Linked DNA regions of Homo sapiens: region 1 is linked to region 2. A link is an interaction called in ENCODE POLR2A ChIA-PET data of the cell type or tissue named here. Cell type or tissue: OCI-LY7. All regions are shown on one strand.

What was found. Peaks named below come from ENCODE experiments on the same cell type or tissue, not always from the same donor. Only the 100,000 strongest peaks of a DNase experiment are listed, where the experiment ranks them.
Region 1: POLR2A ChIA-PET joins it to region 2 with 6 read pairs; 1 of 35 experiments calls an interaction of 5 or more read pairs at or near these places.

Annotation. Positions count from the first base shown.
Region 1 is chr2:122,298,612-122,303,611 of GRCh38, reverse strand. All of the region lies in intron 3 of LOC105373592 (a long non-coding RNA gene), which reads right to left. Among named protein-coding and RNA genes, the nearest start is that of LINC01823, 510 kb to the right of the region's middle. In OCI-LY7, a CTCF peak has its summit at 2,651 (motif pointing right); a DNase peak (open chromatin) is centred at 2,671.
Region 2 is chr2:121,801,743-121,806,742 of GRCh38, reverse strand. The region is part of intron 4 of LINC01823 (long intergenic non-protein coding RNA 1823); the gene reads right to left. Among named protein-coding and RNA genes, the nearest start is that of LINC01823, 14 kb to the right of the region's middle. RefSeq lists an enhancer at 2,307-2,386. In OCI-LY7, no CTCF peak of the experiment used is centred here; DNase peaks (open chromatin) are centred at 1,162, 2,252, 2,702 and 3,052; H3K4me3 peaks cover 2,241 bases; H3K27ac peaks cover 2,574 bases.

The DNA of each region.
Region 1 (5,000 bases), 500 kb before region 2:
CTGGAATTTATCTACTTCTACTAGATTTTCTAGTTTGTATGCATAGAGGTGTTTATAACAGTCTCTGATGGTTTTTTGTATTTCTGTGGAGTTGGTGGTAACGTCCCCTTTGTCATTTCTGATTGTGTTTATTTGGACCATCTCTCTTTTTTACTTCATTAGTCCAGCTGGCAGTATATCAACTTATTTATCCTTTCAAATAAAGAACTTCTTCTTTTATTGATCTTTTGTATGGTTTTTTACTTCTGAATTTCATTCCGTTCAGCTCTGATTTTGGTTATTTCTGTCTTCTGCTAGCTTTGGGGTTGTTCTTACAGTTCCTCAAAGTATGATGTTAGGTTGTTAATTTGAGATCTTTCTAACATTTTCATGTAGGGATTTAGTGCTATGTACTTCCTTCTTACTACTGTTTTAGCTGTGTCCCAGAGATTCTGGTATATTGTGTCTTCTGTTCTCATAGTTTCAAAGAATGTCTTGATTTCTGCCTTAATTTCATTGCTTACCCAGAAGTCATTCATAATCATGTGGTTTAGTTTATCTGTAATTCTATGGTTTTGAGCAATCTTCTTGGTATTCATTTCAATTTTTATTGTGCTGTGGTCTAAGAGTGTGATTGGTGATTTCAGTTTTTTAATTTGCTGAGAATTGTTTTATGGTCAATTGTGGGATCGATTTGAGTATGTGCCATGTGCAGATGAGAAGAATGTATTTTCTGTTGTTTTGGTGTGGAGAGTTCTGTGGATGCCTGTTAGGTCCGTTTGGTCAAGTATTGAGTTCAGGTCCTGAATATTTCTGTTAGTTTTCTGACTTGTTGATCTGTCTAATACTGTCAATGGGATATTAAATTCTCCAACTGTTACTGTATAATTATCTAAGTCTCTTTGTAGGTCTCTAAGAACTTGTTTTATGAATCTGGATGCCCTGTGTTGGGTGCATATATATTTAAGACAGTTAAATTGTCTTATTGAATCAAACCCTTAGCCATTGTGTAATGCCCTTCTTTGTCTTTTTTGATCATTGTCAGTTAAAAGTCTGTTTTGTCTGAAATTAGAATAGCAACCTCTGCACTCCAGCCCAGGCAACACAGTGAGACTCTGTCTTAAAAACAAAAAAAGAGTAGCAACCCCTGATATTTTTGGTTTCCATTTGCTTCATAGATTTTTCTCCATCATTTTACTTTGAGCTTGTATTCTTGCATGTGAGATGGGTAACTTGAAGACAGCATACAGTTAAGTCTTGCTTCTTTATCCAAGTTGCCACTCTGTGCCTTTTGATCAGGCTGCTTAGCCTGTTCTCATTCAAAGTTAACATAAATATTTGTGGATTTAATTCTATTATCATATTGTTAGCTGGTTATTATGTAGAATTGATTGTGTAGTTGCTTTATAGTGTCAGTGGTCTATTTATTTAAGTGTGTTTTTGTGATGGCTGGTAAAAGTCTTTCTTTTCCATACTTAGCCCTCCTTTAGGCACCTCTTGTAAGGCAATTCTGGTGACAATGAGTTCCCTTAGCATTTGCTTGTCTGAAAAGGATCTTATTTCTGCTTCACATATGAAGCTGAATTTGGCTGGATATAAAATTCTTGGTTGGAATTTCTTTTCTTTAAGAATGCTAAATATAGGTCCCCAATCTCTTCTGGCTTATAAGGTTTCTGTTGAAAAGTCCACTGTTATACTAAGGGGGTTCCCTTTGTAGATGACTTATCCCTTCTTTTCCTAGTCGCTTTTAATATTTTCTCTTTCATGTCAACCTCAGAGAATCTGATGATGATTATGCATCTTAAAGATGGTTGTTTTGTATGGTATCTCACAGGGGTTCTCTGCATTTCCTGAATTTAAATATTGGCCTGTCTAGTGAGATTGGGAAATGTTCATGGCCAATATCCTCACATATGTTTTTCAAGTTGCTTGTTTTCCCTCCTTCTCTTTCAGGGATGCCAATGAGTTACAGAGTTCATCTCTTTACACAATCCCATATTTCTCAGAGGTTTTGTTTGTTTTTAAAATTCTTTTTTTTCTTTATTTTTGCCTCACGGAGATAGTTCAGAGAATCAGTCTTCAGGTTCTGAGATTGTTTCCACAGCTTGTCCTTGTCTCACATGCCTCTTGCCTCTTCTTCTATTCTTCTGTTAATACTTGCCATTGTATTATGAAATTCTTGTAGTGTGTTTTCCAGCTCTGTCAGATCAGTTTGGTTCTTTGTTAAAATGGCCATTTTGTCTTTCAACTCCTGTATTATTTTGTTGTAATCCTTAGATTCCTTAAACTGGGTTTTGACTTTCTTCTGAATCTCAGTGGTCTTTGTTCCCATTCATATTCTAAATTCTGTGTCTGTTATTTCAGCCATTTCGGCCTGGTTAAGGACCATCACTAGGGAACTCGTGCAGTTATTTGGAGGAAAGAAGACACTCTGGCTTTTTGAGTTGACAGAGTTCTTGCACTGGTCCTTTCTCAACTGTATGGGCTAATGTTCCTTTAACTACAGTGGGATTTGAGTATAATGAGTTGTCTTCATTTCTGGATGTTTTCAGAGGGCTAAGTATTTGTGCAGGGTCTTTATTTGTAGCTGAATTCTTATCGTTCCTTTCACAGAAATGGAGGGGGGATACAGCAAAGTATTTTTGGTGTTGAAGTTCAGGCCGTGATCCAGTAGGTGGTGCTTAAGTGCAATGACTGGTAGGCTCTTAGCCAAGTGGCTCCTCTGTATTTCCTCATGATTGCAGCTGTGGTCCCTTGCAGTGCTCTGAAGGTGTGGGCTCCTCTTCCACTCAAATGCTGGATGCAGATCTTGGCTTGGCACTCCTGGGCTGCACACCATAGCCGTGGAGCTAGCTCAGGCTTTATGGTCCCTCCCAAACGTGAGGGTAGCAGAGGCAGAGACCTTGGCAGTGGTAATGGCAGAGGGCCAGAGGGTCTTTCACTTGTCTCTCAGGGCTGCACCCCAGCACAACACAAAGCAGTTATCAATCAGAACAATCAGTCTGAGGTGGGGCGGCTGTGTTGTGGGCCCAAGCTAGACAGCCCTGCCTAATGATGAGCAAGAGGATGGGGGTGCTCACGAAGAAGACAGACTGGGTTCCATTTTAGATCTTAATTGTTAAGAAAAATATTTAAAAACTCCAGAAAGACAATCAGAAGAACGAAATCCTGAGTTGAGTATTAGATGCTATTAAGCAATTATTCAGGAAAGTTGGTAATTTTGTTGTTTGTGATAATAATATTGTGCTTGTGTCTTTTTAGAGTTCACATCTATAAAAGTTACATATGGAAATATACACAGGTAAAGTAATATGTCATATTGAATTTGCTTAAAATACTTCTCTGTCCAAAAAAAAAAAAAAAGGAAATGGCAGGGGGTGATGGATGAAAGAAGAAGGAAGAAGGAAGAATGGAGAATGGCAACATGTTAATAATTGATGAAGATGGGTGATAAGGGCTAAATTTGAGTCTGAAAATATTCATAAGATTTAGTTAAAATAGCCATTGCAACTTAATTATTAGCTATGTGATATTGGACATGTTTTAAATTTTCTGAGCTCTGATTTTCTCATTAATGAAACAGGGATAAAAATGTTTTTCCTTCCATGATCGCTTTGAAGATTAATTAGTGTAATAGGCCTGAATAATGCCAGGCTCCTAGTAAGTACTTAATAATACAAAAATCCCTTGTAGATGTCATGGAATATCCTTAACACTTTGTTTAAACCAGTCCTTCTAAGTAAGCAGATTCCAGCTCAGTGAAAAAAAAAAAACACTGCAGACAGTGTTCCTTTTGAATCCAGATTTAAGCATGGATTCACGCTTTGTATCCAGAAACTTGGTGATATGATTTTGTATCCCGTGGATGTTTTTTGAGGACATGGATTCTGTCTCATTCTCACCTGAATTCCTATATAACAGGGTGCTGGCTGTGTAGTGAGGCTGTGTTTGTCAGCTGGCTGACTGAATTAGCGAATGAATGATGCCTGATAATTTAGCCCATTTAAGCATGGTTAACATGCAAGTGAATGAAAATACAGCATAGACTACTAGAGGAGGGATGAAAAGGAAGATAGAGTTGGTGAGAAGACTGTATGAATTAAAATGGGCAATGGAGAAGAAGAAAGATTCAACTGTAAACTTTCATCAGGAGCCAGGCAATCAGTGGGAGGAGGCGTGTGAGACAAGGACAGAGAAAGAGTGGTCAGGAGACTTTGGAAAAGTACAAACAGAGGGAGCGAGCACAAGAGCACAAATGCAATCCTGCTCAGAGCCAGTGAAACACCTTCTCAACAGTACTGAGAGCAACAGATCATGCATTCAGATGGAGACTTTACGGAGTACAGGCCAAGAAGTAGTTAGACCTTTGTTCAAGACTGAACAGTTCCCTTAAAAGTTTATCTAAAAGTTCTGCAAAATTTATTTTTAGGTATTTGTATCTCCTAAAACAAGAACCACATCTTTGAATAAAAATATGATAAACTATGTCTGAGTGCAGCATTGAAATGAAATAGAAGAGCTTAGTAGAAAGGCATAAAGGTTATATTTGGGGAGGGAATATTTAGAATCAGTCAGAAATGTGCAAAGATGTATGGGATGTAAGAAGATCCATTCAGTACATCACTTAGGGTTTTGAAGAACAAGAACCAGCACAACAGGGGTTGTTAATGCAAGAGCTCAGCCAAAGAATCTCATTTTGCTCCAAGCCAAAAATGGATACGTCAAGTTGAGTTCCATTAAAAGAAAATGGCAACGTAATAGAAAATGTGTTATACACAACATATCTCATTGTAGAGAAGAGAACATCTTTTTGGAAAGTGATCTCAAAATCAGAAATGATGTGATCAGAAATTAAAGGAATTGGAAAGTAATCTGCTGTATGCTTCAATTTTTGAAACACTGTTTGAAGGGTTTCTTATTGATAAATAATAGATTGATAATAAAGTCAAGTTAAAGGCATCAGTTTATCTTGAATAACAGGGAAGTCATTTGTAACCCAGTAAATGCCCCTGTGCCTCAAG
Region 2 (5,000 bases):
ATCCACAGGGCTGGTTCCTTCCAGATGCCCCAAGGGAAGATTTGCTTCTGCTTTTTGAAGCTGCTCCCAGCCCCTTCCTCCATCTTCAATGCCAGCATCTTCTCTTCTCCCTGACCTCCTCCCTCCCTCTCATAAAGGACCCTCATGATTACATCGAGCCCACTCAAATCCAAAACAATCTTCCCATCTCAAGATTCCTAATTCAGCCGGTTGTTGTGACTCATGCCTGTAATCCCAGCATGTTGGAAGGCCGAGGAGGGAGGATCACTTGAGTCCAGGAGTTCAAGACCAGCCTGGACAATATAGTGAGACTCCTGTCTCTAAAAAACAAAATAATCCTTAATTTGATTACATCTGCAAAGTCCCTTCTGCCAACTAAGCTAACATACTCACAGGTTCCAGGGATTAGGATGTGAACCTCGTTGGGGAGCTATTATTCAGCCTGAGAAGGTTGTTAAAAGTATAAATGAGTTAACATACAGAGAGTGCTAGAGAAAACCATCTGGCACAAAATAAATGCTATTAACCGTGTTAGCTGTTGTGATTAATAAAAGTCACACACACACACTAAGTGGTGTGGCTGAAACTGAACCCCATGCCAGGCAGAAGCCCAGGATGCCATAGAAACCATAAAATCGGAAAAATTGGGGGCGGGGGGAATCCCAGAAGGGGGAAATCTTGTCTGGTTCTACAACAGACCTAGCAGCGTCTGTCTGGATTCCTTAGTGAGGAAGTTCCCAGTATTTACCAAGTTAATTGGCTTTGACCTCAACCAATAAGATAACACAAAATACTGCATATGATCTTTGAGTGACAAAAGAAACGGGATGCCTCAGCTTTGATCAGGGCCCAGTTTCTGAGATGTGAAACGGAAGTCGAGCTGTAAATGTAAATAGAACTACAAGTTGTGTCCTCAAGCTTCAGTAACAAGTCTGGGAGCTTCTCCCACTTTTTGAAAAGGAAAATAGGCTCTCGTTAATTTCATTCCATCACGTGGAATTTCTAATGGCTTTGACATTCTAAAAACAACTAAATTGGAGCCTTAAAACATATATCATTTGGAAGGCAGCCTGGTAAGATGGAAGGAGAGGAGGACTGGGTTGGAAACCACCAGTGCTGGACTCCACACCAGGCTCTGAACCAACACCTGCTGCAACCAAGACTTGGCCCCTCCCCTCTCTGGGCCCCAGTTTCCTTACTAGTAAAATGAAGGGAGTGAAATCCCCCCGTGTTCTGACATCACATCATCTGTTGATTCATTTCTTCTGAAATTTCTTCCCCTTTCCCCTGCTTTCTCTCTCTTTCCACCAGAGTATCAACAGATTCATATTTTTTTCTTCTCTCAAGGGAAATGCCTTAATTTGAAGTCACTCATAATTTCTAATTTGTACAATAAATGTAGCTGGTTGGAGTAGATAGTGGAAGATGCATGGATTCAAGTTCTGGCTCTGTAATTTACTAACTGTGTGATCTTGAGTGAATTACTTAACCTCTCTGTTTCCTCAGATCTACGGATAATTCCTGCTCACAGGAATGTTGTGAGGCTCAAATAAGATGATACATGCAAAGCACTTAGAATAGTCCCTCTCATATGCAAAGTGCTTAGTAAACAGACATTAGCAGGAGGAGGAGTGGCTGCTGTTGTTGTTATTTCTTTTCTTTGTTGGATCTCCTAGATCCTACTAATAGGTGACTTTAATAAAGGCATTTTGAAAAGACCATTCAGAAGAGACAGTTTCCCCTCCTAATGTCCCTCTCCCAGGAAGAAAGGAAGGAAAGAAGAAAGAGAAAGAGGGAAGAAAGAAAGGGAGGCGAGAGGAAGGGGGGAGGAAGGAAAGAGAGAGAAAGAAAATTCAAATGCTGCCATTAAATAGACCAAGATCAGAGGTATTTCATCACAAGAAAAGAAAAACATCATTACAAGCTATAATTTTTGGCTTTCAAGAAATTATATTCATTTGAAAAAGAGCATTGAACTTGTGCCTTCTTAGTAGAAAAATAAACAGCTTTCTGAAGAGTTAGGAGATGATTTTACATAAAAATTGAATTTGTTGAATGCCAGAAAAAGTGATTCGAATATTTGATTTCATCCACCAAATGTGTGAACAACTGGCCTAAAAGATTTTCACTCAACTTGCTGATGGCGAATTTGGCTACAATTGAAACGGGCAGAAAAAAAGCCCAGGCCCCTAACGGCCTCTGGCTGGCAGCCAATCAAAATGATGTCACCCACTCAGTGATGTGCCTCAAACCCCTACCTCCGTCCTGGCTTCCTCTTTCAGCTCCCTACACACACACACACAGGAACTCTCAGATGGCACCTTCCTTCCTCACAGAGAACAATTCTGATCAAATCCACACTGAAGATGTTCTCTCTCCAGAAGTATTTGCATTTCATGGGTTCTTGTTTAATTTTAAAGCTAATACCAGTTTATTTAAAACCGTTTGATAATATGAGAATAAAAAAAAAACTTCATTTTAATCACTTGACTTTCCCAGTCCAATTCCATGAGCCAAAGATAACTGAAGTGAATATTTCAGAACTAGGAAGATACTTCTTTGATTACAGAGAACATCATTTCAACCCAACTCCTCACAGCATACATCCCAGGGAAATTCTAAAGCAGCATTTTCCCAAGTGTGCCCCTAGACAACTGTCTTAGTCCATTTGCATTGCTAGAAAGGGATACCTGAGGCTGGGTAGTTTATAAAGAAAAGAGGTTTAACTGGCTCATGGTTCTGCAGACTGTATCAGAAGCACGATGCCTGTATCTGCTTCTAGTGAACACCTCAGGCTGCTTCCACTCGTGGCAGAAGGGGAAGGGGAGCAGGCATCACATAGCAAGGGAAGAAGGAAGAGAGAGATGGGGAGGAAATCCCAGGTTCTTTTCAACAACCAGTTCTCATGGGAACCAAGAGAGCTGGAACTTACTCGTCACCACAAGGACAGCACCAAGCCCTTTATGAAGGATCCACCTCCATGAACCAAACACCTGGCAATAGGCTCCACCTTTCATGTTGGAGATCAAATTTCAACATGAGATTTGGAGGGCCAACTATCTAACAACTGATGCATGAAAGACTCTACAAATAAAGCGAAAAAGAGGAAGGGGCCCTTGCCTGCTGCCCTTACCTCCTGAAAATGCACAGTGAGCACTGTCCTATCTAAGACTCAGAAGCTGTGCAGTGTATATATAAATATATATATAATATATGTATTCTGTTTAGCCAAACATTACCAAAACATTCAGAAACCTTAGAACCACATGAAACACACTTTAGAAAACACTACTAGTTAAAATTAAACACAGCTAGTTAAAATTAAAAACAAGACTACTTCCTACAACAGTTATTATTACCCTTTTTCTAGATTTTTTTAGCCAATACTATAAATACATGAAATGGAAATAAGAATTGGACATTTTAGAATGGCATAGAGAAGAACGCATTGTTGGGTGATATTTTGTTTATCTATAAATTACAAAGAATAAGCTCTAAAACTATTAAAATTCATAGGAATTCAGCAATGTAGCTAGAATACAAGCTAAATTTTCAGAATAATAGATTTTCCATAACTTAGCAATAACCAATTAGAAAAGTTAAGATATTTAATCCCAATAATTATTTTTAAGAATTATCTAGACAAAGCTTTAATGAAAAAAAGTTAACATTTCCACTAAGAAGATGAGACTGCAATTTATGAGTAATGCTCATGGAGAAGGTAATGCTTAAATAAAGGAATTAAGGATGGTGTGAGTTGCCTGTAATCCCAGCACTTTGGGAGGTCGAGGTGGGTGGATCACTTGAGGTCAGGAGTTCGAGAACAGCCTGACCAACATAGTGAAACCCCATCTCTACTAAATACAAAAAAATTAGCCAGGTATAGTGGTACATGCCTGTAATCCCAGCTACTTGGGAGGCTGAGGCAGGAGAATTGCTTGGACCCAGGAGGCAGAGGTTTCAGTGAGCCGAGATTGTGCCATTGCACTCCAGCCTGCGCAACAAGAGTGAAAACACCGTCTCAAAAAAAAAAAAAAAAAATGGCGTGAGTTTAAGGCAGCAGAAAAAGACATTTTGGAGCAAGTCAGCATTTTACTTGAAAAATGTTCCTCTTCCTTCTGGCCTCTGTGTTCACTTATGAGAAATCCTCCATCATCTCCACCTGCCACCACCTCCCAAAGTGTTGGGATTACAGGCGTGAGCCACCGCACCCGGCCCCTCCATCATCTCTTTAAAGGTAATGCCTTATCTCCCTAGATGCTTTCAAGATTTTTCTTTGTCTTTAGTTTTTGACTGATGATTTCAGTGTGGATTTCTTCGGGCTTATCTTGTCTGGGATTCATCAGCCTCTGTTGGTTTGTGTCTTTTGCCAAGTTTGGTTTGTGTCTTTTGCCAAATTTGGCAAGTTTTCAATCGTCATTTTTCCAAATCTTTTTCAGCCCATACTTCCTTATCTCCTTCTGGAACTCCAATAATACAAATATTCGATCTTTTGTTGTTGTCCCACAGATCCCTGAGGCTCTTGTCATTTTTTTTTCCATCTGTTTCCCCACTGTTCAAATCAGGTAATTTCTTTTGTTCTGTCTTCAAGTTCACCAATTCTTTCATCTTTTTATTCATCCTGCTATTGAGTGCACACAATGAGTTTTTTATTTCAGTTATTGTATTTTTTAGTTCTAAACTTTTCATTTGCTTTTCCTTATACCTTCAGTTGCCTTGCTAAGACTTTATTTTTCGTTTGTTTCAAACATGTTTGTAATTTCTTATTGCAGCATTTTAATGATGACTGCTTTACCATCTAATTTCTGTATCATCTCTGTGTTGACATCTATTGATTGTCTTTTCTCATTCAAACTGAGATTTTCCTGGTTCTTGGCAAAACCACATTCCTTAGAAGGACATTGTGCGTTAAGACTCTAGATCTCACTTAACCTTTTTTCTTTCTTTTCTGTAGGTAGTCACCCTATTTAGAAAGAGCATGAAGGCCAAAGTGAGAGTGG